2 separate regions of the Mus musculus genome follow, and region 2 is linked to region 1. The links are chromatin loops, found by intact Hi-C in ENCODE. Cell type or tissue: gastrocnemius. All regions are shown on one strand. Each heading gives the region's core, and the rest is flanking DNA. Links, peaks and the distances in the headings are about the cores only.

Region 1 (15,698 bases), core at 4,692-12,691:
TTTGCCAGCTGCATAAAGTTTCTGCGACTGTGTGATACTCAGATTTCTGGGGACTTTTTCAGAGAGGGTATATAAACGTTAGGACCTGGGGAGAGTGGGGGTGGGGGTGGGGGTGGGGGGTGGTGTTAGATGGTTGAGTAGTCATGTGTGAAGACGAAATTAGCTATCCTGACGGCAAGGATCAAACTTTCCCCAAGGAACTCCAAGGCCCTAATCAGCAGGAAGTAGTCTACAGATAACACTGACCCCTGTCCCCCTATCCTTTTTAGTGGGGGTTGAAAGGGTGGGAAAAGGATAGAAAGGGGGTGGAAAAAAGACCCCCACAAGCCAGGCAGTGGTGGTGCACGCCTTTAATCCCAGCACTTGGGAGGCAGAGGCAGGTGAATTTCTGAGAAACAAAAACCCAAACAAACAAAACCCACAAAGTAGCCAAAGTCCATCTACCCGACACTCAAAAGGTGTGTGCAGGAAGGTCAACCAAGCCACGGGTGGTCTAGGCTACAAGATAACCTATTTCAGATCAAATAGGGGTGGGAAGGACCCTCTTGTCTGCCAAAAGAAGAGTTTGTTTCTTTGTTTCTTTGTTTTTTGACTGCTGCTGCTTAATTTTTTTTTGAGACAAGCTCTTCCAAGTAGCCTGGCTGGCTTCAAACAGTGACCCTCGTACTACCGCAGCCTCCTGAGTGCTTGGAGTGCCAATGAGAACCCACCAATCCCTGCAAGGCTTTACTTTACAAACAAGTCTCTGAGGCCGGAGAGAAGGCTCAATGGCTCAGAGCACTTGGCACTCTTGCAGAAAACCAGGTTTTGGTTCCCGGAACTCACAAGGTGGCCCACAATCACCTGTAACTCCAGTTCCAGGGAACCTGATGCCCTCTTCTGATTCTGACCCCCACAGGCACCAGGTACACACATGATACACATACATACATGCAGGCAAAACACTCATACACATAAAATACAAAAAATTTTAAAACACACTGGATATGGAGGGGAGGGGAGGGAAGGGGAGGGGAGTCAGGCAAGCAGGCACAGGCAGGCAAGCACAAGATTCTACATTATCTCACTATATGTCAACTGACACACTTTCTGAAACTGGACACACTTGAAAGGCATTTTCTACTTTAAGTATACCTGACTACGGTAGTAATTTGTTATGATAATGGCCAACTGTTGTTTCATGGTGATGTTAAAAAAATCTAATGTACAATTAATGTATATATGAAATTGATTTATAAAATTTAATTACTACAGGCTGGAGAGATGGCTCAGTGTTTAAGAGCACTGGCTGCTCTTCCAGATGTCCTAAGTTCAATTCCCACCCAGAAACCACATGGTGGATCACAACCATCTGCATTGGGATCAGATGCCCTCTTTTGGTGTGTCTGAAGATAGCAACAATGTATTCATAGATATAAAATAAATAATTCTCAGCCGGCCCCGCCTTTAATCCCAGCACTTGGGAGGCAGAGGCAGGCAGATCTCTGAGTTCAAAGCTAGCCTGGTCTACAGAGTGAGTTCCAGAACAGCCAGGGCTATACAGAGAAACCCTGTCTCGAAAAACAAACAAAAACCAAATAATTCTTTTTAAAAAATTAATTACTAAAGATGATTAAAAACTTAAAAATCAGTCAGACAGTGGTGGAACCCATCCTTTTAGTACCCACACTATGAGGCAGAGGAATCTCTGAATATGAAGCCAGCCTGATCTACAGAGGGAGTTCAGGACAGCCAGGGCTACACAGAGAAACCCCTGACTTGAGAAACAACAACAACAAAACTCCTCAAAATCCCTAAATCCAGCAAAACTGTCCTGTTTCTTGGGTTTGGGTTGGTGAGACAGATCAGCCTATAGCCCTGGTGTCCCTGAAGTCACTATGGAGACCAAGATGACCTTTAATTGCAGCAATCTTCCTTCCTCTCTCTGCCTATGGGTGTTGGAATTACAAGTGTGAGCCAACAACTGGGGCCCTGGTCTCACTATGGAAAAAGCGCCTATCCTGAGCTAGTCCTGCCTCTGGAGTGACAGGAATGGAGAGGAAAGAGTAGGATTCACAACTATTTGTTAATGTATATTCTCTCTCTGCCAAAGCAAAGAAAACCCACTGAGTTGTAGTACATGCAACCTTGGGGAAAGTAGCAAAGTTGATCATAATGCAAAATCCCTGCATCTACAGTAAAAGTGACAAGCTGCCCCACCCCCCCTAAGAAGAAGAGAAGTAAAGGAAAAGACAAACAAAACAACCCACAGGAGATGGACAAGGTCGGAACCAGAGCGCAGCGATGGAGCGCGTGCTTGGATAGGAAGCTCTGGGCTTAATCGCCAACATGGGAGGGAAAAATTGTTGGTGGGGCTAGAGAGCTAGCTCAGCAGGAGGAGCAGCTGCTCAGTTCCCAGCACCCACCGCAGAGACTGGCGACTCAGGCCTGAACTCCAGCTCCCATGGACCTGACTGTGCCCTCTTCTGGCCTCTCCAGGCACCTGTACTACAGAGTCATGATCCGTTCTCAAGGCGTTAGAGCTTTTGAACGGGTGTTTGAAAACAAGCAAGAATTAGTTGTTCTGGTGTAATTATAATGCTAACAGTGCTGTGGTATCTTTGAATAGTCTTACATTCTGGAAGGAGGACTGGAATGCTAATAGATAAAATGAGACATCTGAGATCTGCTTCAGAACAACAGTTAGAGCTGCAGAGAGAGGGGACTTCTTGGTTAGGAGCAAAACACTGGTTGGGCACGGTAGCCCATGCCTTAACTCCTAGCATTTGGGAGGGGGCGGCAGCTGGGGGGGGGGGTGATTTCTGAGGGAGAACAGGTGGGTTCCAGGTCAGCCAAAGCTGCATGGTGTAGCCCTGACTCAAAAGCAAAATCAAAACAAGAATCGAATCGATTGTTCTTGCAAAGAGGACGGGTAGTTCAAGTTCCAGCACCCAACCGTAAGGATCTGACGACCCTCGTGACTTTGGCACACACAGGAATAATGACAGTGACGGCGATGGTGGTGATGATAGATCAACAACCCACCACTGTGAGGCGGAGGCCAGGGACCAGGCCAACACCATGGGAAAAGCAGCTCCAACCCGGGCCTGACAGCTTCCACCTCCAGTCCCAGCGGCACACAGGCAGGCTGAGACCGAAAAATTGTTCCAGCCCGGCGTGGTGGCACACGCCTTTAGTCCCAGCGCTCGGGAGGTAGGGGCAGGTGGATTTCTGAGTTTGAGGCCAGCCTGGTCTACAAAGTGAGTTCCAGGACAGCCAGAGCTACATAGAGAAACCCTGTCTCGAAAAAGAAACAAACAAACAGAAAAGAAAAGAAAAAAGGAAGAAAGGAAAGGAAAAGAAAAGAAAGAGAAAAAGAAAAAGAAAAAGAAAAAGAAAAAAAGAAAAATTGTTCCAAATAAAGAATGTGTCCAGGGCTGGAGAGATGGCTCAGTGGTTAAGGGCACTGACTGCTCTTCCAGAGGTCTTGAGTTCGATTCCCAGAAACCATATAGGTGGCTCACAACCATCTGTAATGGGATCTGATGCCCTCTTCTGGTGTGTCTGAAGACAACTACAGTATGCTTATATATAAAAAATAAATCTAAGAAAAGAAGAGGAGAGGAGAGGAGAAAAAAGAAAAAAGAAAAAAGAAAAAAGAAAAGAAAGTGTCCATTGGAACACAGCGGTTAAGAGCATCTGCTGCTTTCCCGAGGACCTGGGTTTGTTCCCAGCACCCACCTGTAACCCCAGTTCCAGGGATCCAATGACCTCTTGGGGCCTCTGTGGGCACCAGCATGCCTACAGTGCATATACATACATGCCGGCCAAACTCCTGCAGAAAGTAAAGCAGACACATCTTCTTACGTCTCTCATTGGGTTCGTGCCTTTAATCCCAGCATTCGAGGCAGAGGCAAGTGGATCTCTATGAGTTCTAGGCAGGCTTGGTCTATACAGCTTGGTCTTCCCTGTCTCTGAGGGAAAAGTGGGGGGAGGGTGTTAAAGGGAAGAAAAAAAAGAGTCCATGTTCAACTGCACAGTGAATTCTAAGCCACCAGTGGCTACAGGAAGAGACCCCACCGACTGAAAAGACAAAGGTGGCGGAGGGAGAACAGACTCGGGCTATGCCAGGGTCTCTCTGAAGCTCAGAGCTAAATTTCAGGAAACCGTTTTCCCAGGTCCACATTAAAGGCTGCTGCTTGCCCTATTCAGTGTAAGGCTTCTTCCCCATATCAAATCCTAACCCCTGTTCTCAGCATGATGTAAGAAGGTTGGTAAATGAGTTATGTGACTAGCAGGAGAAAAAAAACACACACACACACACCACAGACTGACAAGACCCCGAGGCTGAGAGTGAAATGGCAGTGAGTCTGTTGTTTATGCCCCCGAGGCAACGTCTCTGAAAGAGGAGGAAAGGACAAACCAGCAAGGCCACTCCCAATGCCACCTTCCTTTCTTAGCCAGCCTCACCATGTTGGATTCAAAAACCTTGCTAAGAGCCACCAGGGCCACGTCCTCACAAGTGGCAGGAGTGGGCGGCAGAGCGCCCGGGAGCTGAGTTACAAAGGGTAGTAACTCCAGAGCAGAGCTGTGCGTGTAAGGGCAGGAGTCGGCTCTCTCAGGGGTCTAGAAGTTGTAAACGCAGAAAGGGAGACGCTAAAACCTCATCATCCGTCCCTCGAGGCGGATCAGTGCGTAAAGGGGCTTGCTGTGGGAGCTTGGAGATTTGCGTTTGATCAACCTGGATCAACCCCCAAAAACTGTCCTCTGACCTACATACTACATACTACACACACACACACACACACACACACACACACACTCCACTCAGGCCTGTACTCAGACATACCATACACCTACAAAATAATGATAGCAATACTATTTTTTTGTTTGTTTGTTTGTTTTGTTTTTTCAAGACAGGGTTTCTCTGTATGGCCCTGGCTGTCCTGGAACTCACTCTGTAGACCAGACTGGCCTCGAACTCAGAAATCCGCCTGCCTCTGCCTCCCAAGTGCTGGGACTAAAGGCGTGCGCCACCACTGCCTGGCTGTAATAGTAATAATTAATAATAGAGTAAAAATTCTGATTAACTGAACAGGTCAACTCAGTGTAAACTCATACGGTTACAGGAGCAGTGACTCAGTGAGAGAAGGTGCTTGCTACATGACCTAAGTTCAATTCCCACGGTAAGAGGAAAGAAGCCGTAAGCCATCCTGATCCTGACCGCTGCACATCTGCTGTGAGTTCATATGAGCACATACAAATGTAAATGAAGACACAGCAGCATGTTCATGATTAAACATGCATGTACAAATGACATACATCTCAGCTCTGAAGAAAAAAAAAGTCACAGTTCTGAGCACTTAAAATCTTGATTTCGGGGGCTGGAGAGATGGCTCAGCAGTTAACAGTGCATAGCATTCTAAAGACCTGAGTTCAAATCCCAGCTACCCAGGGCAGGAAGCTCACAACCAGGCATGTAACTCCAGAGAGCCGCCACCGGCGCCTTCACTCACAAGCACAAACCCACACGGAGACACACACAGTAAGTAATTGGGAATAAATCTGTAAGCTTTTGGTTTCTACATAACTACATCAATAGCAAACAGGGCTCCTCCTGGGACTGAGATACGGAAATCTGTGGATGAGAAACCTAAGGAGCAGCAGCTAGCCACCACCCAAAGGCAGGCCTCCTCCCAGTCTACCCAGAGCTCCATCCAATTCATCCTCCTGCCTCAGCCTCCCAAGGAAGGCTACCACACTGGCAGGGCACATAGCGAGAGTTGTCACCCAGGGCTAAGGCTGCCAAATGGCGACTGATAAAGAGAGTGCCAGGACAATTCCAGGGAATCTCCCACAAAACACCTGTCAGACACCAAGGGGGAGACTACACCACCAACAACAACCTAGCTAGGCAAACTTTGTTCTCTTTGTTTTGAGACAGGGTCTCTTTGCATAGACCTGGAACTATATAGAGTTTCTAGAACTCACTCTGAATGCTCTAGCTCCCTGAAATATGGAAATCCACAAGCTGGAAAACTGTAATCCAGGCTGGGGAAAGGGTCCCCATTCAAAAGCAGCCTGGTTCCACACAGCGAGACTCTCAAAAGCAAGCACGGTTTGCTATGCTTAAACATGAGTTTTCTATACTTAAAATCATAAATAATAAAATCCAAATAAGCAAGTCTGAGAGGCAGCTCCGATTTAATAGACCACTTCCCTACCATGCATGAAGCCCTAGGTTTGATGCCCACCACATAAACTCAGCCTGATAGATAGGTCATGTGATGATCCCAGCTCTCTGAAGGTAGATGCTTAAAGATCAAGAATTCTAGCAAATTTGAGGGTGACTAAGATTAGGGAGGACCTGTCTCAAAAATAAAAGGCAACCCCGAATGGTGGCTTGACCCCAGCATTTGTGAGGGAGAGGCAAGAGGGAAATCCAACCCCTCTACCATCAAGGCCAGCCTGGTCTATGTGTCAAGTACCAGGGACAACCTAGGGTACATGAAAGAGACCCTGTCTCAAAAAAAGTTCACTGTACTTAAGTCAGGATTTTAGTCATTCTACTGTAAATTAGACACACACCCTCCATTTAAAAAAAAAATGTTTTTTAAGGCAGAGTCTCCCTATGCAGCAGCTCTGACTGGCCTGGAGCTCACAGAGACCTGCTTGCCTCGGCAGGTATCTGGGACGAAAGTAAAGCCACACCCAGCCCTGACGCTCTCAATCTGTAACTTAGTGGACAGGGACACATGGGGGAGAGCAATCCGAAATATTCAAAGCTTATTTCCACACCCTGAAACCCGCCTATGTGTCACTCAAAAACTTAAGTAAATCCCAAGCTGGGGGGGAAGAGATGGCTCAGCCCCGGCTGCTCTTCCAGACAGAACACTGGAGTTCAGTTCCCAGCAGCCACACATGCACGGCGGCTCACAACCATCCCCAACTCCAGTCCCAGGGGATCTTCACCCTCTTCTGCCCTCCATGTGCACCTGAGAGATCTGTGGTGCAGATGACACCCCTGCACACACAGAAGAGTACAATAAAATAAAAATCATCCCAGAGCTAAAGCTAGTAGTTCAACTTCTGTTACCATACAAGTTTTGTAGACCATTCTAAACCCTGGGATGGCTGACTACAGCTCAGCCCAGTGCTAATTCCCTGGGTGCTGGAGGAGCTCGCTCGCCATAAAGACGGGGAGTAGAAATGATAGGAAGGAAATACATAATCTCCAGCTGGACATTCGGTGTCCTCGTGAAATGCTTTAAATACTTTGACAAAGTAATGGAAAGTAAAGGGTCAGGCCCGTAGCTCCAGAACCTCGCCGGCCGGCAGCGAAACCAACCTGGGCTATAGTACGCATCGACCCGTGACTACTGCGGTAGCCTGGTGTGCGACTCAAAAATCAAAATTACAAAAATTAAAACTAAGAGAAAGTGAGAGGTGGAAGCAACCCAGAAAAGCAGAAAAGCTTGCTGCCTTCGTGTCTGTCTGTCTTTCTCTCTTTGGTTTTTTTGAAACAGGGTCTCAATGTATATAACCTTGACTATCCTGGGACTTGGCTCTGTGGACCAGGCTGGCCTTGAACTCAAGAGTCCACCTGCCTCAGCCTCTCCAAGGACTGGGCTACCGCACACCATGGCACCACTATCTTTATAGCATTCTACATAAAAATTCCAAAGCTTCAATGTTAACGGGGCTAAAAATATCTTCATAAACCCAGCCTGAAGCCTCTTCCTAAGCATACTAAACAGGAGAAGCCCGAGCAACCCGGAGGCTGAAACAAAGGTGGCCGGGAAGGTCCCTTCTCCAAGACAGACGGAGACGCTCCTTGAAAGGACCCCTGTGTCTTCCCACAGTCTGCCACAGTTAGTTTTCCCAGAAATTAAATACATTTTAAGCACTCTATATTAATTTTAACGCTATTCCAAAATAACTGAATTTTCCTGAAATTTTAAAATATGCAAAAAAGAAGTCCATCATTAAATATTCAGAATCACAATATTCAAACCTAGAGGTAACTTCATAGAATTCATCTGGACTCAAGTAAAGGAAGGACATGGCACCGATGGCCTCCGAACATCCTCAGTGAGCTCCCGCAAGGATGAAGGAGCTGTCGTATTATCTGATTTTTGTGACCAAAAAGATAGCTGGGTATACATAATGGCTCTTAACTAGAAAACCACCCTGCTAAAACAAACCTTTATTTCCCCAAAGAAACCTTGTCTCAATAAAGAAGATTTTTAACCAGTTTCATTCTTTTGACAATGTTTTAAAAAGGCTTCCCCTGGGCAGTTACTACATAATATTTATCCTATCTGCAAAGTACCACTGATGGGCAGTCAAGGAAAATGCACTGCGTGATGTACTTAACCCTGAAAGGAAGGTAGAGAGAAGGGTTAGTCTTTGAGGGATTCTACCCGTTTGGTAACTCGAATTCCAGGCGCCCTGGCACACACCTCGCTCTACCAGACAGCAACCAATTGTTGTGTGGTGCCCCCTCCAGCCCCTTAGCTCCACTACCACACAAAAGAAAGAAAGGACTTTCTCCATTGTGGCCCTGTAATGGATCTTTGTTAACTAAATCCCTATTCAGAAACAGTCTTTTAATTTTCTTAATTCAGCATATGGAAAGCTGTAAAGAAAATGAACACAGTAGACTTATTATATGCAAGAAGGTACAGCCAATTTTTAAAAATACTCCATGTTCTTGGGCTGCCTTTCTTCGGCACTAGGGGGCATGGGGGGGTGGATCAGCACCCTTCCTCCATCTGCCGTGCTGTGAAAGCACTGGTCAGAACCCGAGCAAGGGAGAGAGCCAGCCGGGAGGGAGGGAGGGAGGCAGGGAGGGAGGGAGGGAGGGAGGGAGGGAGGCCTTTATCTCTGCCTCCACAGCTGTCTGATTTAGCCTCCACGGTTTTTTGTTGTTGTTGTCCTTTTAATCCAAATACCTACTGCAAAAGCCTAACCACTGTTAAAAGAACATTCGTCTTTGAAGCATTTTATGTAATGTATTCCCAGTGTACACCTCTTAATCCTGTAGAACAGTTATTAGTTAATGTTGTAATCAGCTAGGGAAAAGGGTAGGAAAAGGCACTCTGGTTCGGTTTAACATAGGCATCTCGGAGTTCTTCTGTTTCTGAGGTCTACAGGGCAGAGTCTGAACGCCATTAAGTTTCCTTGTCATCTTAGTGCCTTTCCATCCCTTTCGTTTAAATGATTCAAATTCTCTTTTTCCTTCCTGGCGGCGATCACAACAAAACACATTCCACTATATGGAGAAAGAGATCTATACTTAGCTCCACAACTGAACCGGCAAGAACATTTTTGTAGGCATAAAGATAAGCAACAAACCAGAAACAGTGAGTACCTGTTTGGGGGGGGGGGTGAGAACTGGGAATTCCTGGGTCAAGGGTGAAGGGGAGATTACTTTCTGTTACCTTCTCATGCTCTGCTCCCATTAAAGGTGTACTAACCAAATAAAATCCATTCGTCTCAAAGTGAGAACTGTCGCTTTTACGATACAGGAGTTTTGGGGACACACATCTGCAGAGGCTTCAAATAATCTTTTTACCAAGAGCATCTGATAAAGCGCTGCTGTAAACGCGGGGTCAGCAGTGTGCCGGTGAGCCTTCGTCTAGCGCCGCGTTCCTCGGGCTCTCCGGGCAGCCCTCCTGCGAGCCTCCTCCCGCCCTCCCTGCCGTGCATTCGGAGCGGCTCCGCAGATTCCCACATAAAGTGGGTCCTGGCCGCCATCTTAGAGAGTCATTCACACCAGCCGGACCGCGGCACCACGCTTCCAAGCCTCCCAGGACTGCGCCCAACCTCCTCCCTCGCTGCTCTCCCTCTCCCTCGGCTTGCACAGGGGGTCAAACTCCAGGTCTGAGGCAAGCCGTGCCTCTGAAATCTGCATGATGTAAAATGTCAAGTCTGACCACCCAACACAGGAGCAGAGCGAATGAGGCGATGCACGTGTTTGCACGTCGGGTGCGTATCAATTTCCCATGCAGAGACCCATGGAAGAGCCACTGGGCGATTTAAAGGAGGTACAGCGCAGAGGGGTTTCCACTCCAGAACCTAAGAAAGCGGAGTGCTATCTTCTCCACGCTGAGGACCTGCTACTAGAGGGCAGAGACCCGAGCCGAGGGGTGGAGCAGCACGGGCAGAGAAAGTTCCCATCTGCTGGCGCTCCAGCTGCTGCAGTCCCCTTTCATCCCCGGGCACCCCGGCCAACACTCCATCTCCGGACCTCCCCCTCTCCCGTGTCTCAGACACAACGTAGTAAACACCCGGAGTCCCAGGCAGCGCGCACCTCCCCCAGGCCTGCGGAGGACATCCCGGCAGGTTATGAATGGCCTCACTATACCCAGCTCCTTTTCACACGCGGGCACGCGCACACGCGCGCCCCGGAGGCGAAGATTTAATACCCCCGGTCAGAGCAACGGCCAACAGAATCAATGGCCCTCCATCAGAGAGAGAGAAAGGAAGGCGCTCACGCTTCCCAGGCCTCACCAAAGAGGTTCTAGACCGGGCGACACAACCCATTTTCCCAGGTTGACTCTAATGTGAGGACGTTCCTTCTCCTAATTATATTCCCTGCACCGACTGGATAGTGGGAATTCAGAGTACGCCCAACTTGGAACCTTCCAGGGTATTGGATATCAGGAGAAGTGAATTTCCACAGGCGATCGCAGATTTGCTACGTTCTTTCTCAATGTGCGGAAAGTATGAATAAATTCTCATTGTAAGTGGGGTTGCATGCTGAGGCCTCTACCAGTTACCCGGACACGCGTTTCTGGGAGCAAATAAGCGCTAAATGCTACCAACGGGTATGAAAAGCAGCATTTACTTCTTTTCCTTCCACAAGCAAAAAGTATTTAGAGAAACCGAAAAGTCATACCTAATCGCTAAAATTTTGCACTTTTTGGCTACTTCACTAACGAATTCGAGGTGAAGGGTCTATTGTAAAAAAAAAAAAAACAACAAACAAACAAAAACAAAAAAAAAAAACGCTCGGTCACCAGCGCGGCGCGGGAATGCATCCGCAGCGCCAAGCTTGGCGTTCGCGCTCCCTTCCCCGCGAGCTCCGGGACACGGGCAGCCCATTTAGCCGCCGCCGAGCGCCAGGCAGCCCGCTCCGCCCAGCCGCGCAGAGAGCTGAAGCATCCGCCGCTGCACGAATCTCCGGAGAGCGGCCACTGCTCCGGGTGCCTGCCACCTCCCGGTGCCGCACGATGCCAAGCGCGGCTGCGGCGTCCGCACAGCCCGGGCTCTGCGGGCGCTCGGGGCCCCGGCCAGTCGCGCTGGACTGCGAGGCGGCGCGCAAAAAGGCGATCCCGCAGCCCCCCAGCGCTCCCGCTCCTTCGGTGGCCGCACAGCAGCCGCCCGCCCAGAGCGCCGGAGCCAGCCGCGCGTCGCCGCTCTGCCGGTGGCCAGCAACGGGCCGGAGAGGCGCCCGAGGTGCCAGCGCGGCTCCGGGCCTCGTGTCACTCACCGTTTGAAATGCTCGATGATCTTCTCTTCCCGCACGTTCTCCGGTAAGTTTCCCACCCAGAGGTGCCTGGTTTCCCGGACCATGCTGGGCGGTGTGCCGGCGACCGCGGTGGCTGGCTCCCCCTCGCCGGCTTCGTACGCGGCCGTCAGCGCAGGGAGGCGGGCGCCGGGGCGGCGGCGGCGGCGGCTGCGGCGGTGGCGTCGGCAGCGGCGGCGGCTCCTCCGGCTCCCCCCGGTGCAGAGACCATCCCTCTCCCCCAGGTTCTGACTCTCGGGCCTCGCAGCTCCGCTCTGCCGCCACCAAACACCCGAAGCCGACCCTCGCGCTCCGGCGGCGCATGCGCGCGGGCGGCGGCGGGCGGGGGAGCGGGAGGAGGGGCGAGCGAGACCCGGGCGGCCGCGACTACGACGGAGCCGGCGCTGTGGCTGCCGGACGCTTCCCACCGGCGCGCGCGGCCCGCCTCCCGCCGCCTGGCCACCGCCCCCTGGCCGCGGGCGCGCGCGCGTCCTCCCGCCCCGACGCGGAGGGCCTCCCAGCCGGCGCGCAGGCGCGCGGAGCTCGGAAGGGGGAGGAATGCGGAGCCGGGAAGCGGCGCCCGCGCAGTCAGCTTAGTGCGCAGGCGCGCCGGAGGCCGGGAGGCCGGCCGCCGGAGGCGTCGGGGTGGGGGAGGATGGGGCCGCTTCTGCCTGCGGTCAGGCGTTGCTCTGGGGAAACACAAGAGAACCCGGTTAGTTTCCACGCCAAGAGGTTTCTAGAGGCCAAAGTCCCTATGCCTGTCTGCCCTACGGCCCGCCCCTGACCATTTCCGGACGCCTAGATTCCCCGCCTGCTTGGGAAAGTGGTCGGGACCAGGCCACCCTTTTCACCGCCCAGACAAGGGACCAGCGCTGCAGAGAAACCCATCCCTCCCAAGAATCATTGGCTTGTAACATTAAGCAACTTTTTATATAGGAGCTTGCGAAACCTTCTGCAAGATGTCTTTGCTCATGATTACAGTACACACAAGAATTAAAGCTGAAAGGATACAGACATTCCATACTGTTTCCCCTCGGAAGGTTTGGAATAGTTGGTTTTTTAAACAGAGAGTATTAGACCTCCGGCCCTTCCAGACTTTTGAAACTGGCAGTTGACCTTTCATGTAAGGCCGGCTTTCAGAAAGATAAAACCGCAAAAGGCCACTGTGGAGTAACAGAAAAAAAAAATCTTAACTCATTAAAACCGTCAGCAACTCATACTTTAATTTTTCATACACAAAAATAAAATGGTGCTTCGGGTACAGCCTACACTTTTTGTTTCGTTGTGCCCTTAGGGTCTACAAAGTGTGCAGTACACACAAATTAGGGTTCTACCTAAGGACCTCGCCCGCGTCCAACAAGGTGTGTTAATATATCACTAGGCTACATTCCCAGTTCTTGGTAGTGTTTTCTTTGTTTGGCTTAATTTGAAAGGGTCTTCCAGAGCCACTGTTTATATTTTTGAGAAAGGGTCTTATATAGCTCAGGCTAGTCTCACACTTCTAGTTTTGTGCCCACCTCTCAGGACTGAGACTGTAGACCTCGGCTACCATATAACTTCACCAACCGAACAGGCAGTATTTTGAATTGGAAAAAAATCATAAATAATAGCAATAATATTTGGGGTCACATAATTGTTTCTTTTGTTCCATAAAAAGTACTAGGGTTTATTTTTTATTATTTGTTCATTTTAGTCTGCCATATAGCCTAAGTTTATATGTATATAATATATCTTGATATATATATGTGTGTGTGTGTGTCTGTATATATGTATATATATATATATATATATCTTGATATATATGTGTGTGTGTGTCTGTATATATGTATATATATATATACATATATATCTTGAGATATGTGTGTGTGTGTGTGTGTGTGTGTGTGTGTGTGTAGTTGAAGCTGGAGTTAGGGATGGTTATGAGCATCATGTGCTAGCAACCAAACCTAGATCCCCTGCAAGAGGCATAGTGTCCTCAAGCATTGAGACACCCTCCCACCCTCTTCTTCATTTTGAGACTGGGTCTCACTATGTAGCCCAGGCAGTCTTCTTGCCTCGTCTCCTTAAAACTAGATTTTTAAACAATAATTTATTTCATGTGCATTGGCATTTTGCCTGAATGTGTCTGTATGAGGGTGTCAGATCCCTTGGAACCAGAGGTATAGACACTTGTGAACTGCCATTTAGATGCTGGGAACTGAACTCAGGACCTCTGGAAGAGCAGACAGTGCTATTAATTCCTGAGCATGAGCCATCTCTCCAACCCTAAAACTATATATTTATATTTTTATTATTTTTTTTTTTTTACAAAATATCCTCCTAGATTAGCCAGAGGGTTTGTTAATAGTAGTACTGTTGCCAGTCCTGGTGGCAAGGTCCTTAATCCTAACACTTAGGGGACAGAGGCAGGACTATCTCTGTGAGCTCTAGAACAGTCATAGCTATATAGAGACAACCCTGTCTTTAAAAAAAAAAAAAAAATCTGTCCATCAGAAAACTCAGCAGGTAAAGGTGGCTTGCCACCAAACCCCAAACCTTACACACGGTAGGAGGAGAGAAGCCCCCACAGGAATGCAGTGACACCCACCCACCCTGGGAAATGATCGGGAAGCAACAAAACACGGAGATGAGTGGGCTGAGGAATCCCTGCCTTGGGGCTTTCTGCTTTCTATTGCTAGTGCAAATGCTGTGGATAACAAGGCAAGGGACAAGCAAGGATTTTTGCATAGCCCCAAATCGAGAGTTTCTTTTTCTCAGTGCTTTGCATTTTTTGCTGGCAACACATCAGGAAACACTGGTGAAGTTGTTTTCCCGTTTCCATCTGTGTTACAAAATACTTAAGGGGGATTTCTTCATGAACCTGTATCGTTGTAAGTTTCCATAGAAGGGAAGAACAAAACAAAGAAGAGCTGACAGAAAGATAATCTAATCTTCTGATTTTTAAAAAAGAAGCTTAGGTCAGGGATAGAAAGATGACTCAGCACCAAAGAGTGATTTACTGTTCTTTCAGAAATCTAAGATGGATTCCAGCACTAGTGTATGGCTCACAGTCAACCACCTGTAAGTCTAACTCTTCAGGTATCCCAGGCCTCTGGCATCTAAGAGCATCTGCATTCTCCTGCACAAACACAAAGAGGAAAAGCACACACACACACACACACACACACACACACACACACACACACACACAATTAGAAATAAAAACAGAGATGAGCATGGTGGTGCACACTTTTAATATCAGCACTCAGGAGGCAGAGGCAGGTGAATCTCTGTAAATTCAAGTAGGTTCCATTGACAGCTGGGGCTACATAGAAAGAGCCTGTCTCACACACACACACACACACACACACACACAATTTTTTTTTAAATTACAACATAAAAATAAAACTTTAAAAAATGCTTAGTAATGGCTAGGTATGGTTGTACACACCATTAATCACAGCACTTGGGAGGCAGGGGCCAGCGGGTCTCTGTGAGTTGGAATCCAGTCTACATATTGAGTTCTACAACAGCCAAGGTAAAATAGTAAAACCCTGTCTCAAAATAATATTAATAACAACAACAATGACAACAGTAATTGATACTCATGGCAAAAGGGTAACCAGAAGGCTTCTAGGCCCTAACTCCATGATAGAGCACTTATCTATGATGCACCGCCCATCCCCATCCCTGCAAATCACATTAATGTAGGTTGCGTTTTAACTGTGAAAATGGATCAAGTGCATCTCATTTGAATATTAAAGAGAACTCCAGGAAGGTGACAGTAAAACTGAGCCATTTGCAGAGGCGAATTAAAATAGATTTGCTTTTAATCAACTCCTATTTTCACACTGTGAAGAGCTGCTGTATTTAGCATGCTAGACATGCTCACAGAGTTCAGTCATGCGGAATGGCGGCTGAGATGGGGAAAGCTGCTGAGCGCCAGGCTCAGGCTTTGAGCAGTAACCTCGTCTCTGGAGTGGGTAATTAATATACCTATTTAGGCAGGAGGACAGAGTAGTCACCAGATACTTCACGACAAATTGATACAAAAAGAAATAGTTACAAATACTGGGAGACAGGTACTTAAAATATATGCATTTCGTCTAAAAGCCACCATATAAAAATATGTAAACAAGCTCTAAAATGACCCAGCCCAAAGCACATGAGAACTGGACAATAGCAATTTCAGACAAGCCTGTTCTAATCAGAGTCTTTGTTTTTCCAA
Region 2 (15,698 bases), core at 2,805-10,804, 80 kb before region 1:
ATGTATGTATGTATTAATTATATGTAAGTACACTGTAGCTGTGTTCAGACATCCCAGAAGAGGGCATCAGATCTCATTATGGATGGTTATGAGCCACCATGTGGTTGCTGGGATTTGAACTCAGGGCCTCTGGAAGAGTAGTCAGTGCTCTTAACCACTGAGCTATCTCTCCAGCCCCTAGAACAGTCTTTCTTTGGCCACGTTTTTTGCTTAAGTGCAGGCATCCATCCTAACGGCCCAAGCTGGCTCCTCATGGTCCTGCCATTGTATATGAACTTCATTTCTCACAAAGGGAGGGCGAGCAGGGAACCCGTGTTCACCTGTAAGCTTTTGATGTTGTACTAATCTGGCACTGGATGAGAAACTGGTCCCAGAGTCACAGCGTCCAGAGCATGGGGCCCGGCCATACCTGCAGGAAAGTCCAGTAGGGGGCTGAGTGGCCTGGGTGTGTTCCCAGGCCACGGTGCATGGGGTAGATTTGTGGTGGTTGGGCTGGAGTGGCCAGGCTTGTCTACTGCTGAGGTGTGCTCTGTACCCAGCATGTATCAGACACCGCCTGGTGTCCGGCACTTAGTGTGACTGGGTTTCAAAAGCAGGCACTTACAGTCATGGGCAGTGGGAGAGGGGGCCTGCCTGATGTCAGAGAGCTGGGCTGAGGCCATGAAAGTTTAGACTGAATTAATGCTAATGTTCTTGCTGATAGGGAGAGAAAGATGGACAGTGAGAACTCTGGTGTGTGGCTCTGTCTAGGGGGCCATTTATGTCATGGTCAGGACACAGTTTCCCCATCTGTAAGTAGGGCTAAGAACCTCCTGTCCTGGGGATGCTTAGAGACCTGTATGGGATCTACAGGGTGTGCTGTGGCTGCTTAGCAGGTGTGTCTCTTTGCTGTCTCCTGCAGCAAGGTGCAGGGCGACTCAGCCAGGATTCAAGGAGGAAAGCCCAGACAGCAGCAAGGCCGGGTGCTGTCCCTCCCCTAGGCAGACCTAGCTGAGCGGCACCTGGAAGGTCGGGGCTGTGCTGCGCCTCTGTTTTTCCCAGGAGTCCCAGCTTTCTGATCAGTTTGTAGTCTTTGGACCTTGGAGAACATGCCATACCCTGAAAAGTCTGTTGCTCGTCTATCAAGGAGAGGGTCTTGGCCTACTTCCTTCCATCTGGAAGGCTGTCTTAAACTCCCTTAGCTGGGTGGAGTCCCTCTGCTTTCCTGGGACTTGGGGGCAGAGGCAGGCCGGCATCTTGTGAGTTTGAGGCCAGCCTGGTTTCCATAGCAGAGGGAGGAAGCAGAGGATGAGGACGGAGGGTTGAGGGATGCTCCTCATGTCTGCACAGTCCTGAGTCCTGAGGCTCAGCCGCAAGAAGCGAGCCGAGGCAGGTGCAGGCCAGGAGGCAGGCAGGCGCCTCACTGTCACCACACACCTGAAGGATCTGCCGTGGAGTTGATGCCACCACCCACGTCTCATCCATTTACAGTCACCCTCCTGTCCATCCCACCCAGCTCAGAGGCCGGAGCTTGAAGAGGGCAGCGCACCTCCAACTGAGCCGGCTGAGGGCCTCAGAGACTCTGGAGTTCGCTGACTCAGTGAGCTGCCTGCCCTTCATGCTGCAGAACTCTCTGTTTTAGTTCTGGGGGCTGCAGCACTGGGGGTAGAACTACATGGCCAATTTTATACATTTTAATACCCAGGATAATATTGTTTTCTTCATATCAGGTGGGTTTTTTTGTTTTGTTTTGTTTTTTGTTTTTCGAGACAGGGTTTCTCTGTGTAGCCCATGGCTGTCCTGGAACTCACTCTGTAGACCAGGCTGGCCTCGAACTCAGAAATCCACCTGCCTCTGCCTCCCGAGTGCTGGGATTAAAGGTGTGCGCCACCATGCCCGGCAAATCAGGTGTTTTGTTTGTATGTGTTTTTTGTTTGTTTGTTTGTTTGTTTGTTTGTTTTTTGAGATAGGGTTTCTCTGTGTAGCCCTGGCTGTCCTGGAACTCACTCTGTAGGCCAGGCTGCCTTGAACTCAGAAATCCGCCTGCCTCTGCCTCCCGAGTGCTGGGATTAAAGGCTGTATGTTTGTTTTTAAGTCAGGGTAGCTTAGTAGCCCAGGTTTGCCTCAGACTCTATGTAGCTCAGGCTGGCCTCAAAGGCGTGATCCTGCTTCTGGCTTCCTAGTGCTAGGTGTGCCCACCTTGTTGCTGATGTCGCTACACTGTCTTGTGGCGGTGGGCAGTGCCCCTACTTCCTCCACCTCCCAGTTGCTCTCGCCTCTTTAATGGTACACTTTCTGATTTGCAGTGTCCTGATTCTTTGTGCAGCAAGAGCCACACTTACTTACCCTGGAGGGTTATTCTCCTTCCCGCCTTTCTGAAACATCTGTTTACATCTTATGTCCACTGTTCTATTTGCTTGTCTTTTTAAAGGGTTTCTAAACTTCACTGTTATGTGGTGTGTGTGTGTGTGTGTGTGTGTGTGTGTGTGTGTGTGTGTGTGTGTGTAAAGAATGTGTGTGATATTTAGAGGACACCGTTATGTAGCAGGTTTTCTCCTTTGACCTTCCCATGACCTCCCTTTGACCAGTCTGAAGACAGCACTCAGGCCCCCACCCCCCCCACCCCCCCCACCCCCGGTTTGGTTTCTTGATGTTTTGTGGACACTAGCCCACCCTCTTCCCAGCTGAGCAGGTGCTCTCCCCACCACAGAGCCTGTCTGGGGATATTGTGTTGTTTATCTTGGACACTCACCCTTTGCTATTTAGACATGGAAGTGCACTCATGATTATTGGCCTTTTTTTTCATTGGGATGCATGCCCTCCACTTCCATGATAAAAAGAAATTCTTTGTTTCTTTAGATTTTTAAATTTTACATATGGGTGTTTTGCCAGCATGTATATCTGTACCACATGCATGCCTGGTGGAGGTCAAAGAGGGCATCAGATCTCTGGGACTGGTGTTACAGGTGGTTGTGGACTACTATATGGGTGCTGGGAATCAAACTTAGGTCCTCTGCAAAGAGATTCTATCCACTGAGCCATCCCTCCAACTGGAAAAGAAATTCCCCGTTTTCATGTAATTCATCAGTCTTCTCTTTGGTGCCAGCACTTTCTGCTTAGTTAAAAGAACTTCGTAATGGCTGTGGTGCCTCTGTATCTCAGCCTGAGCACTGGGAGGCTGAGGAGAGCTCTTCCAGACCCACCTGTGGTGTTTAATGAGACCTTATCCAGATGAGGGTGGGGCTATCTCACTTCCTCTTTATTAGGTTTAAAGCTGTTTCTCCTCTGCTGAGTTTGTGTCCATAGAATTGAACATCCCACTTCACTTCTTTTAGTATATTTATAGTACCTCCCTCTTCCCTCCCCACTTTCCCTCCCCTCCCCTCCCCTTCCTTTCCCTCTCTCTCTCTTTCTCTTTTAGGAAGAGTTTCTCAGTGTAGCCCTGGCTGGCCTGGAACTAGAATTTCAAGAGTCTGCCTGCCTCTGCCTCCCAAGTGCTGGGATCAAAGGTGCCACCACTGCCCAGCTCAGTTGTCTTTCTTGCCTCTGCCTCACAAATACAGTGGTTACAGGTGTGTGCCCTCATTCCTGGCTGGCTTTGTTTCTTGTTTTTTATTTTATTTTGTGTGTATGGGTATTTCCCCTGCATGTATGACTGGGTACCATGTGTGTTTAGTGCCTGTAGAGATCAGAGGGCATTGGATTGAAGTTATAAGTGGTTATAAGCTGCCATGTCCCTGCTGGTGATTGTACCTGGGCTCTGAAAGCCCCAAGCTGCCTCTCCAGGCCTGGTTTTTTGTTGTTTGTTTGGGTATCTCTAAGACAGGGTTTCTCTGCATAGCCCTGGCTGGTCTAGAACTCACGCTGTAGAGCAGGCCGGTGTCCAGGTATCTGCCTGCCTCCCGGGTACTGGGATTAAAGGTCCCACCACTCTGGCTTCTGGATTTTGTTTTCTGAGGCAGGATTTTGCTGCAGAGACCAGACTGTCCTTGAACTCCTTGTCCTCCTGCCTCAGCGCCAAGCCCTGGCATTACACGTGTACATCACCATGACCTGGAACTGTTGGCAGCCCTAAGACAATATAAAGTTAAAACAGTCGCTGAGTGCTGGCGACTGTTTCACACTGTCCTCACTCAGGCTTCTGCCCTACTTCATGTGCTGGTCGGAGTCACACTCATGAGTGGACTCGGTCCTTTAACATTTATTAAATCTTAACCACCCTAGAAGGGACCTTGGCACTCAATCTTATGTAGAACAAAAGCCCAGGAAAAGTCTGCACTTGAAGAAGGCGTGTCACACTGAGGGCCACCAGGTGTTACTCTGCTCTTTTTTCTTTGGAGATGAGGTTGCGAGGTCTGACCTGGCCTTGAGTTCCTGACTGTCCAGCCTTCCCTACCACGTGCTGAGAGTGCAGTGTGCGGGACACATGTGTCAGCACATGTTAGTTATATGTAATGATTTCATTCCTCACCTCATACATGTGCACACTGTGTCTCATCATGTCCCCTCCCTCTTTCCCTCCCCTTCTTCCTAGCACCTAGTCCTCTGCTTTTATACCCCTCCCCCCATTTCATACCTGCTCCTTCCCTCTCCCCCCTCCTCTTTAACCCAGTGAGTGTAATTAAGGTTGCTTACAGGAACACGGGTGAGGAGTTATTTACAGGGACCATTAGTGTCTTATGACCCTCAGAGGGCTGGCACCTCACAAGCCCCTCCTCTCTCCATCGCAGGATGTTGATGGGTCCGGTGGTCACAGCTTTGTGAGCACAGGAGTGCCAGGGCCGTGTCATGATCCATAGCCCTCACCCTCCTCAGGCTCTTACATCCCTTCTGTCCTCCCCTCCCACGAAGGGTGATGCAGGTACCCAGCTGTGGCTGACTTTCCTCACGTGCACACATTAGGAGTCGCTCCAAAGAACCTTCTCTGACGGCGGCAGCGGTCTCTGGGCAGTAGCATAGGTATTTGGAAGGGAATTTAGTGCCATGTCTAATCCACGTAGTAAAGTGGCGGCAGCGGCTTCCCTCTGACCTCTCCAGCCCCAAGCTTCTGACCAGGATTCCAGCACCAAGCGTGAGTTCCCTCCTGGGAAGCATCTCAGCCACTCAGGAAGCTTTTGGTTACCCATAATAGACTCGCACTGGTACGGCAGTGGGCCCTTCTTGCTGCTCAGTGAGGAGTGTGTTCCTTAGGGACGTTCCAGAGCTGAGCACGGCCAGCCAGGGCTGACTGCTCTCCCCAGGAGTCTCCCAGGAGTCCCCAGGAGCACCTTCTGACTCCACGAGGGTGGGCTAGCCAGCAGGGAGGAGGCTTCTGTCTCAGTCCAGCTTGGCTTCTCCTGTCCTGCAGCCAGAGCATGTGTGATCTTCATCAATAGCATCATGCCATCAAGCTTGGCTGGGCCGTCACAGCAGTAGCACTCGCTCGTGTGTGTGTGTGTGTGTGTGTGTGTGTGTGTGTGTGTGTGTGTGTGTGTGTGTGTGATGGAATACCATTCAGCTCTAAAGGAAAATGAGATCATAGACTACAGGTGACAGTTGGTGTCCTTTCTCTGTGGGATGGCCATGCTGTGTCTTTTCTCAGTGAAGCCTCTTTGCTTGTGCAAGTCATGTGATTTTTAGAAAGGGGGTGGTGGCATCCCATTAAATCTCAAGCACTGAGGCCTCATGTTGTATCTGGTAGAAGAGGTGAGCCCCTGGGTAGTGGGCTCCTCCCTGGTCTCCGGCCGTCACTGCTCCAGCGTGGCTTTATGTATTTTAGTATCATAATGCTAGAGCCCAAGAGCAGCTGTATGAAGTAGAAGCCTTCATTGTTATCCCTGGTTTACAGAAAAGAATGGAGTTTAGAGATGTGTATGCTGCTGCCCAAGGACCAGCTCTGTTTAATTACAAGCCTTGAGCTGCAGCTAAGCCCAGGAGCTGTGGCTCCAGCAATGGCAGGCTCTTCACAATATCAGGGCTTCATCTGTACCTGATGCTGAGGGTCCATTACTCTGGGGACATCTTCTTTAGGGATTTCTGCTCCCAGAATCTAACGGAGTATCGCATCCTTTGTGATTTGAGACAGGGTTTCTCTGTGTAGCCTTGGCTGTCCTGGAACTCACTTTGTAGACCAGGATGGCCTCGAACTCAGAAATCTGCCTGCCTCTGCCTCTCAAGTACTTTTTTTTTTTTTTTTTTCTATTGAGAAATTTTTAGTCACCAGGTCTTACAGAAAGTAGGAAATGTTTTTTGTTGTAATTTTGACACAGAGCCTCCCAGGATAGCTCAGGCTGGCCTTGAACTAACGTCACTGCTCTGCCCTGTGCCTTCTGGTGCTCAGGTTTTACAGGTGTCTTCTACACCAGCCTTGTGGTACCAACCCCTGGTGAGTGTCGGGACACACCCTTAATACCTTAAAGGTTTTGTGATAGAAAAGGTCTCTGACTGCGGAAATACCCAGACTAGTCCACCCCCTTCTTCTGTAACTTCCTCTGTTTTCCTCTTTAAGTGGTAAGACAGCAAGGTTTTGGGCAAGTGTCCCCGTGAGCTCCTTTTGAGAGGAGGGCCTTCACTGTTTTTTCTTCTTCTCTGGAGCCCTGCAGGATGTGGGTGTCTCTCAGAGCATGATTCAGTCACACTGTGACTCAGCAGCGAAGTGCTCAGGACCGTGCTGAACAAGGCAGGGGCCTCGAGCCCCTCAAGGGAGAGGTGCTTCCCTGTTCTGAGGTGGTCTGTGGAGGGCCGGAGACTAAGCTCTTCCAGTGTCAGCAGGGGGCTGTTAACAGTTTTTCAGGTTCCAGCCATTCTGTTGAAAACTTTGTCATGTCAGCTTTATTTATTTATAAGGCAGGGCCTCTGACAGCCCAGGCTTGCCTCAGACTCTGTAGTGAGGATTTTGGGAATGACCTGACACTGGGGTTTGTACAGTGCTGGGGATTGAACCCAGAGCTTTGCACATGCTACAGAAGCACTCTGCCAGCCGACCGAGGCAGCTGCAGCCATCAGTTGGCAGGCTCTGGTCTGCTGGCTGTTCGTGGCCTGTGGAGGATAAGCCGTGCCCCAACTTGGCTGGCACAGCCCAGTCTGTCCCTGCACGTTCGCTTCCTGACACTCTTCCCTCGTTCTTTTCTTTTTTAAAAAATACATTTATATGTTTGTGTGCGTGTGTGTGTGCGTGTGTGTGTGTGTGTGTGTGTGCGTATGTATGTATGTGTGTCCGTGTGTGTGCTATAATGTACATGTAGGGTTCAGAGAATAATTGGCTGGGGTTGGTTCGGTCGGGCCATGTGTACTGTGGGGGGTGAAACTCAGGTCACCAGGCTGACAGAAGCGCCCTTAGCCCCTAGCCATATGCTGGCCTGCTTCTTGTTTTATCCACTGTCCCCTCCTTTAGTACTTGCAGTTGCCTGACAAGGTTGTGATTTTCCATGGGCTCTTGTTTCTCCTCTCCTCAGGGAATATGCCCCCATGCCAGCTTCTCATGACAGAACTTGTGTGCCCTCCTCTGCTTCCCCCAACCGCTTCTCCCCTTCACAGCCCACTGCTGCGGCAACAGCTAATTACGTCAGCTCCTACATAAGCTGCTGTTTGTTTTCTCAAGACAGTCTCTCTGTGTAGCCCTGACTGTTCCTGTAGACCTGTCTGTAGACTAGGCTGGCCTCTCTTAACTGGAGCATGGCTGCCAGCTTGCAGACCACCAAATCTATGGTCCTCTCTGCAGTGGCTGCTGGCTTTCTTGCTCCCTGACTTGTCCTTCAGCTGCTGCCTGGCCCTTTCAGAGTATTGCCAGTCAGTTTTCAGTTCTCCCAAGGCTTTTAAAGAAAAGTGTCTTTAGAAGAATCTTGGGTGTACCTTAATGGGTAAAATGGTTACCATGCACGAAACTTTGAAAGAAAGGGCATTGCCATCTGCCCATGGCGCCATACTGGTTCCTGGGTCTTGGGTTTGCAGTGGTGCAGCTTCCTCTTGCACCTTCTTCCAGGTCTTTGTTTAAATTCTCCCTCCTCAGAGAGGTCCTCCTCATTCCTCTGACTGGCAGATAGTTCTACCCGACTCTGCACAGCATTGATACCGCCTTACATGTGGCATCATTGCTGGTTAATCTCCGTCCTCGAGCGGAGGCTCAAAGCTACAGTGCTTCCCTCAGGTGAGCGCAGAGAGGAGCATGAAGCCACCTGCTCTTTGTTCTCCGTGCCCAGGCTGCTTTATGAGCTGCGGGGTCACCAGTTGATAGCTACAGGCGCCCGTTAGGGAGCTGGGCTGCCCTACTGATCTTTGCCCATCCAAGTTCACAGATTGTTTCTCAAATACTTATCTTGCTCTTAGTTGTGTTCTGCATTGCTGTAACAGAGTACCTTGGGCTGGGCAGATTAAACAGGCGTAGTTCTTGTAGTTCTAGAGGTTGGGACAAACAGTATGAGGATGCTGGTCTCTGCTTGTCAGATGGGAAGACTAGGAGGCCAAGATCATCCTTGGCTCCATCACAAGTTCAAAGCCAGCCTGAACTCATGTGACTTGTGTCTCAAGAAATGAAAGTGAACAAAAGGCCAGCGCCTGCTCTGCTCTCTCTTGATGGCTGTGAGGACGAGTGAGACCCCCCAGTAGACAGCCTGCCCTGGTGGCACCCAGCTGCTGTCCCAGCAGTGGGAGGTGCAGGAGGAGGGCTGTGAGGTCAGGGTTAGTCTGTGTTGCACAGTGAGTCTGAGCCGCTATTTTTTTTTTAAAAAGATTTATTTATTTATTGTAAGTACATTGTAGCTGTCTTCAGACACTCCAGAAGAGGGAGTCAGATCTCGTTAAGGATGGTTGTAAGCCACCATGTGGTTGCTGGGATTTGAACTCTGGACCTTCGGAAGAGCAGTCGGGTGCTCTTACCCACTGAGCCATCTCACCAGCCCGCTATTTTTTTTTTTAAAGATGATTTATTTATTTATTTCATGTATGTGAGTGCACTGTCACTATCTCAGACACATCGGAAGAGGGCATCAGATCCCATTACAGATGGTTGTGAGCCACCATGTGGTTGCTGGGAATTGAACTCAGGACCTCTTGAAGAACAGTCAATGCTCTCAACCGCCGAGCCATCTCTCCAGTCCCTGAGCCGCTATTTTATGTATATGAGTACACTGTAGCTGTACTGATAGTTGTGAGCCATCTTGTGGTTGCTGGGAATTGAATTCAGGACCTCTGCTTGCTCGGGCCCAAAGATCTATTTATTATTCTATGTAAGTACACTGTAGCTGTCTTCAGACACACCAGAAGAGGGCGTCAGATCTCATTACCATGTGGTTGCTGGGATTTGAACTCAGGACCTTTGGAAGAACAGTCAGTGCTCTTAACCACTGAGCCATCTCTCCAGCCCGGAATTTGCTTTTTTTTGTTTTTTGTTTTTTTGTTTTTTCGAGACAGGGTTTCTCTGTATATCCCTGGCTGTCCTGGAACTCAGTTTGTAGATAGACCAGGCTGGCCTCGAACTCAGAAATCCGCCTGCCTCTGCCTCCCGAGTGCTGGGATTAAAGGCGTGTGCCACCACGCCAGGCCGGAATTTGCTTTTTATAATTACAGAAAACACTACGGATTCAGGACTGGTAAACTTCATTCGGTCAGGGTAGCACTGTCAGTAGAGGGTGATGTGTTGGGAGGTGGAGTTCCAAGCCGGCCTGGAAGTTTCTATAAAGCTCCGTGTGCTTAGACGAGGAGACTGGGGTCCGGCACTTAGAGCCCTGGGTTTGATCCTAGCACTGTCTCCCCTCATTCACTGAAGAAGGGTTATCTTTCTAGATGGATTGTGTGTGTGTGTGTGTGTGTGTGTGTGTGTGTGTGTGTGTACACATACATCTGTATATCGAGAAAACCTGCTAAAAATGGGAGAAACTGTCTCAATACAAGGTGAGCATTTGCTGGACACTGTGGAGCACTGTGGTAGCAGGCGGATTGCTGATAGTTATTCTCTGCCAGGTTATACATGCAGAGACAGGTTGGTAGTGGGGCTGGGTGCATAGCTTTCAACCTCCCAAGGAGGCCTTTGTGAACTTCTGCTTCCTTGGTCTGAGTGTACTTATATCTGTTGAGCCACTTGTCCTTCTGGATGATCAGGAAAGGTGAGCTGCACATGGTAGTGACCTCTCTGTGTGGAAGCTGGAACTGGCCAGTCTGTGGGGAGCCAGCGAGGCTCAGTGTGTGACTGAGGGAGATTGCTTTCTGTCCAGGGGTGTGGCGCCACCCCTCACGCTAGACCGGGCCTGCCAGTGACTTGGATCAGGTTTCAGGGTTTGACAGGCAGGCCGTGTGACTTTGGGAGGGAGCTCTGTATCCCCTAACCTGGTGCTTCAGCCAGACAGTTGGCCTCATGGACCAGTGTGGCCTCAGGTTTTAACCGTGCAGTCAGTCTGTGTAAAGTGCCTGTCAGCAGAGACCGTTTACCCCTCCTCAATCGGTGCTCTGTTTAGCATGCTCTCCCTTTGTCTCACCACTGCTGGAATTGTGTTACAGGCATTTTCCAGATTGTGTTTAAAAGGGGTGATGGGTTATGATTGGTGGGTCTAGTCACCCAGAGTGCTCAAGTAAACAGATGTAGGGACCATGCGATACAGGGACTAAAAAAGAGTAACTTAGAATGTCTCTCTGCTTCCTGCTAACAGATGGCTGCTGGGCACTAAGGGCGGACCCCCCACCCCCATTTGAGTTTGTGTAATTAACCTTGTAAAGAATTTGAGCCCCTGCTCCGCTGGGGACACTCTGGCCCCTTGGCAGCCAGGAGGAGAGCCTGGATTCAGGTCTGGAGAAATTCTCTCTACTCTTTGCATCTCTGAGGCAGCAACATGAAAGCTGGTGCCCAGAGTGGCTGTGGCTGTGGCTGTGGCTGTGGCTGTGTGCTTAGTGTGCAGGTGAGCAGGGTGTGGTGTTCTGGCTCTGTGAGCAGTCAGGCTGCACAACTCAATAAATACTACTTCTTCATTGTTGCAGGAACTTGTTGAGTTGAGCAGAGTGGATCTGAGCTCCAGAATATGAACTGAGGAGTGCGCTCATATCTCCAGCCTCCAGGGGCCACGGCTTGTGTCCCTTTGTCAGGCTAATAGCCCCACTGTAGCTCACTCCCCTGCCCCAGGACCTTAGGGAACTGAGCCACTGACCTTGTGTGGTTGGTACTTGGGCTTTCCTTTTTGTTTGTTTTATTTAAAAACTGTGAACTTGCTGGGTGTAATGGTAAATACCTTTAACCTAGCACTTGGGAGGCAAAGGCAGGCAGGCAGGCAGGCAGGCAGATCTCTGAGCTCTAAGCTAGTCCCGGTTATACAGTGAGACCCTGTCTCAAAAAACAAACAAACAAATAAACAAACAAAAAACCCCAAAACCAACTTCAGATGCGCCACTGATGGAGTCCCATGGGGCCCGGGGAGCAGCAGCCACACAGGATCTCACAGGATCTCATGGGGTTCTCAGAAGTGGATTATTCTGGCGATTCACTTACTGAGTCAGGTGCTCTGCTACACAGTGAGGGCTGTAGAACACAAGGAAACAATGATGACAGGGTCATGGTGGGCCTGGCACTATGTGAGCACCCTGGACAAAGGAAGGAGGCCAGGGCTCCACCAAGACCGCTGGTTTCCACCAAGACCACCTGGTTCCACGTCTGCACTCGTCAGTCACTCAGGATCTAGCAAACGAAACGTGGCATGTCAGCTCCCCGTCTGCACTCAGGTGGCTCACTGGCTGTGGAGATGGGGACTAGGACTCCAGACTAACCGCAACTTCCCAACCTCAGAAGACTAGGAGCACTCTGGCATGGGGTGTCCACACCTGCTTTGTGCCTGGGTGTGTGCACCCTTCATCTCCTGGGCACCCCAGAAAGGCACTTACCCCCAGGCCTGGGCGTGTGTCTTAGTATCTTACACTCTGAGCAGCAACTCTTGAGATTCTCCCTGTCATCCCTTCAGGTCACCAGTGAAATGGCGCTCTTTCTGGATTGAGGACTTAGAGCAGTGGTTCACAACCACTCATGGCCTAGTGACTCTTACACAGGGGTCGCCTAAGACAATTAGAAAACAGATATTTGCATTAGGAGACATAACCCAAGAAGATTATAGTTATGAAGACGTAGTGATGAACATGATGTTATAGTGGGGTTAGCACGACACGAGCTGTATCACAGAGCTGCAGCATCAGGAAGGTGGTGAACCCTTTTAGCTTAGCGAAGGTGCCCAATGGCTTTGCTGTGGGTGTCCTGTGCCTCTCTTGCTTCAGGCTGCCTTCTAGCTATGGACGTTGGTATTGCTAGGTCCAAAAGCAGTGTCCCTGCTTGGGCCAGGGAGAACATGGCCAGGTCTTCAGTTTGAACTTGCAGTTGGCCTGATACCACTGCCACACTCCCCGTTAGATACTTCCTCTTAGACCAGCACGTACATATTTTCTTGTTTGAGACAGTGACTCTGGCTGGCTCGGAACTCCTCATCCTCCTGCATCAGCGTCCTCTTCCTGAGATTGCAGGCACACACTCAGAAGTTTCCAGAATCCACAGGGCAGTAACTGTGCCTGTGCAGGTGTGAGGGGCATGGCCTGTGTTGGCTCTCCTCAGATGGCCATTGCTGCTCCAGGCTGTAGGCCAGTGACAGCCTGGGATGGTGGCATCAGGAGCAGCCAGTGCACAGTGCCCCAAAGTCACTCACCTGCTCAGGGGCAGCCTGGTTCTGGAGTGACAGGCTGTTATTGCTCTATGCACTTTAGCCTCACACAGTGCCAGGTTTTATTTTGAAATTTTCCGAAACAAGTTTTTTTCTATCAAGAGAAACCCATTTGTTTCCCTAGAAGATTGCTGATCTTGGGAAGATTCTGCAGTGGGCCGATTGAGTATTTATCTCTGTATAGTTCATAATTGAGGACCAGCCCAGGCCCAGCTCTGAAGCCTTGGGAAGGCTGTGGGATTTCCTAGCATTAAGGGAGGAGCTCTTGGATCAGGACTCCCCGCTCTGATGTCTCTGGAGGCAGCAGATTGGCCTACCTTATGTAGTGCCCGAGGGTGGGAGGAGCTGAGCCAGGGTGGGGTGGGAAAGGCGGGGAAGGAGAGAGACAGAGTAAGATCCCCACCCTAAAGAAGCCAGCCACTGAGTGCACCGGGAACTTCCCAGAGCCTGTGGGAGAGGAGAGAGAGCGCCACAGCTGCCGATGGGAGAGCCGCCTGCACTCAAAGCCTTTTATTCTAAGAGTGTGTGTGCTCTTGGGTAACCGTGGTCAACTGGATTGTGAGACCGCATAATCGCTTTGCTTCATTTGTTCGCGGTTTTGACCCCGTGGCTCATTACCTAGTGTGTATTCTGCTGTGGGGCTATCTTGATACTTTCTGCTGGGGGGAACTTGCTTTGTCGAGTAAGCTTTGGGAATGACTGGGCTGCCTTGGCTTGCAGTAAGTGTCTGGAGTCATCTGCCCTTTTTCGGTAGAAAAGCCTCTCCCGTGTTTAATTCTCTGTCTCCTCTGTGAGTCTTACCTGGGCTTGCTAGGCAGTTGGCAGTGAGTTGGGCTGGCATCCTCTCGGTGCTGACGGAAGGCTCTGGCTTTCTGCAGCCATGGATTTCCCCCAGCACAGCCAGCGTGTCTTGGAGCAGCTGAACCAGCAGCGGCAACTGGGCCTCCTCTGTGACTGCACCTTTGTGGTGGACGGCGTTGACTTCAAGGCTCACAAGGCGGTGCTGGCAGCTTGCAGCGAGTACTTCAAGATGCTCTTTGTGGACCAGAAGGACGTGGTGCACCTAGACATCAGTAATGCGGCAGGTACCATGCTGGGGCCTCATCACGCATGGCCCTTCTAGGGCAATGCCAGCAGGCCACGTCCCACCTGGGCCTGAGCTCTGACCTTGTAGATACCAAGGCGGGAGAGGGACAGATTGACAGTATGCTTAGGGCATGGAGAGAGGAGGACCAGCCTTGTTAGCAGGGACAGATCGAGGCAGGCAGGCCCTAGACCTTCCTGGGTCCTCTCTGTGGCCACATCAGTCCTGGAGCTGACAGCTAGGCTGTGTAAAGAATGAGGAGTTAGCTGGGACACAGGCTTGAGATGGGGCTGGAATTGAGGAAGGATGGACCAGTCCTACCATCTGTTTTTGAGATAGTCAAGACACGGTACTCTCCCATTTTATAGATGTGCAAACAGACACACAGAGGTCAGATGACTGAGAGTTTGGTAGAGCAGGTGATGAGGCCTTGAAGACCACATTGTCAGAAGGGAGGGATGTCCAGTCCCCTTGTGTATCTTTTTAGAAGCTGTCCCCAGCCCAGCAGACAGGTGGTGAGGCTTTTGAAGTGGGTGTGACAGCCATCCTGTCCTCGACAGGCCTGGGGCAGGTGCTGGAGTTCATGTACACTGCTAAGCTGAGCCTTAGCCCTGAGAACGTGGACGATGTTCTGGCCGTGGCCAGCTTCCTCCAGATGCAGGATATTGTCACGGCCTGCCACACGCTCAAGTCCCTCGCTGAGCCGAGCAGCACCACTGGGGAGAGCGCAGACGCCTCAGCTGTGGAAGGTGAGGTCACTGGCCGGCCACTCCTGAAGAGTGGCTTCTGGAGCTCCTGCCTGCCTCTGGGTCTCCTCACTGGGCCTCAGGTTCCCCATTTACCTTGCCCTTGCCTTCATTGCTGGGGGTGGGGTGGGGCGGCGCTGCTAAGGCGTGGCTAGCACTTCTGGAAAGGGTCCCCATGCCTACCCCTTTCTACCTCTGGGCAGCAGAGGGCAGGAGCCACACCTCGGCCACACCTGAGCCTGTAACTGCCCTTTCAGCTCTTTTGGTATCCTCTTAGGGCGTCCTCAGAAGGCCATAGACTCCTATCAGGGGTCAGGTCTCTCCTGTTAGCACTGGCTCACACCTAGTTCGCACTGCCCGTGTAAGATCATCTCACTTGTGATGTGGAGGCTGCAGGGCTGTGAATCAGTGTCCTAGCCTGAGACGGTCCCTGAACACACTAGAGAAGTACCTAGGGGTCCTGAGGGGCCTCGGAGCCTCCTCATTCCTCTGGAGGATGAAAAACACTTGATGAAAAACGACAAGTTTGCTGTGTTCTGTCTCCAGGAGGAGACAAGAGAGCCAAAGACGAGAAGGCCGCTGCCACCATGTTGAGCAGGCTGGACCAAGCAAGAGGCAGCTCCTCCACAGGCCCGGGCAGAGAACTCAAGGAGGAGCGGGGTGGCCAGGCAGAAAGTGCATCCAGTGGTGAGTTGTGATTGGGTCTCATGGGCTGGCTGGCTACCTGGAAGGAGGTGACAGACAGTTGGAAGGTGGCCCTGCCTGTCACCTGTGCAGCCTGGGCCCCAGGACAGGAAAGGCCTGTGTCTGAGAGGTTGGTGGTATGCACGCCCATAAGTTTCTGGCTCATGTCTAGCTCAGACAGTTTGTTCTGCAGGGCCCGTTCCGGCCATGGAAGAGAGCCCTTTGGCCTCTGGACAGAGTCCCAATCCAGCCTCCCGTCCTTCCTCAGGCGCAGAGCAGACGGAGAAGGCAGACGCTCCCCGGGAGCCTCCACCTGTGGAGCTCAAGCCGGACCCCACAAGCAGCATGGCGGCTGCAGAAGCCGAAGCCTTATCAGAGAGCTCAGAGCAAGGTGCCCCTCCCCCAGCCAGGGCTCGTCTCCCTCCGCACCCTCGTGGGTCACCACTCTCTTCTGTCTCTAGCCTGTCCTCTCAGACTCATCCTTCACTTCATCTCTTTGCTTCTTTCACTCTTGAGCTGTCTTCATTGCCAGTCCCCATCCCCTGC

The links. A loop is a pair of places that touch in the nucleus more often than their neighbours do. Peaks named below come from ENCODE experiments on the same cell type or tissue, not always from the same donor. Only the 100,000 strongest peaks of a DNase experiment are listed, where the experiment ranks them.
Region 2: a loop joins it to region 1, with 2.0 times the contacts of the local background. A loop is called at or near these places in 2 of 42 quality-filtered maps.

Annotation. Positions count from the first base shown.
Region 1 is chr4:141,526,688-141,542,385 of GRCm38, forward strand. Spen (spen family transcription repressor) reads right to left here and starts at 11,910. Exons shown (of 16, transcript NM_019763.2): 1 at 11,477-11,910. The coding sequence starts at 11,559. It overlaps Gm4123 (predicted gene 4123), which reads left to right and starts at 8,862. Exons shown (of 2, transcript NR_166589.1): 1 at 8,862-9,344; 2 at 9,510-10,730. In gastrocnemius, for the core only: a CTCF peak has its summit at 8,693 (motif pointing right); DNase peaks (open chromatin) are centred at 8,454, 8,744, 9,801, 10,313 and 2 more places; H3K4me3 peaks cover 4,291 bases; H3K27ac peaks cover 4,236 bases.
Region 2 is chr4:141,448,253-141,463,950 of GRCm38, forward strand. It overlaps Zbtb17 (zinc finger and BTB domain containing 17), which reads left to right. Exons shown (of 16, transcript NM_009541.2): 3 at 13,517-13,723; 4 at 14,283-14,471; 5 at 15,015-15,155; 6 at 15,421-15,543. The coding sequence starts at 13,519. Gm42337 reads right to left here and starts at 662. Exons shown (of 4, transcript XM_030253993.1): 1 at 605-662. The coding sequence starts at 662. In gastrocnemius, for the core only: no CTCF peak of the experiment used is centred there; a DNase peak (open chromatin) is centred at 6,981; H3K27ac peaks cover 5,432 bases.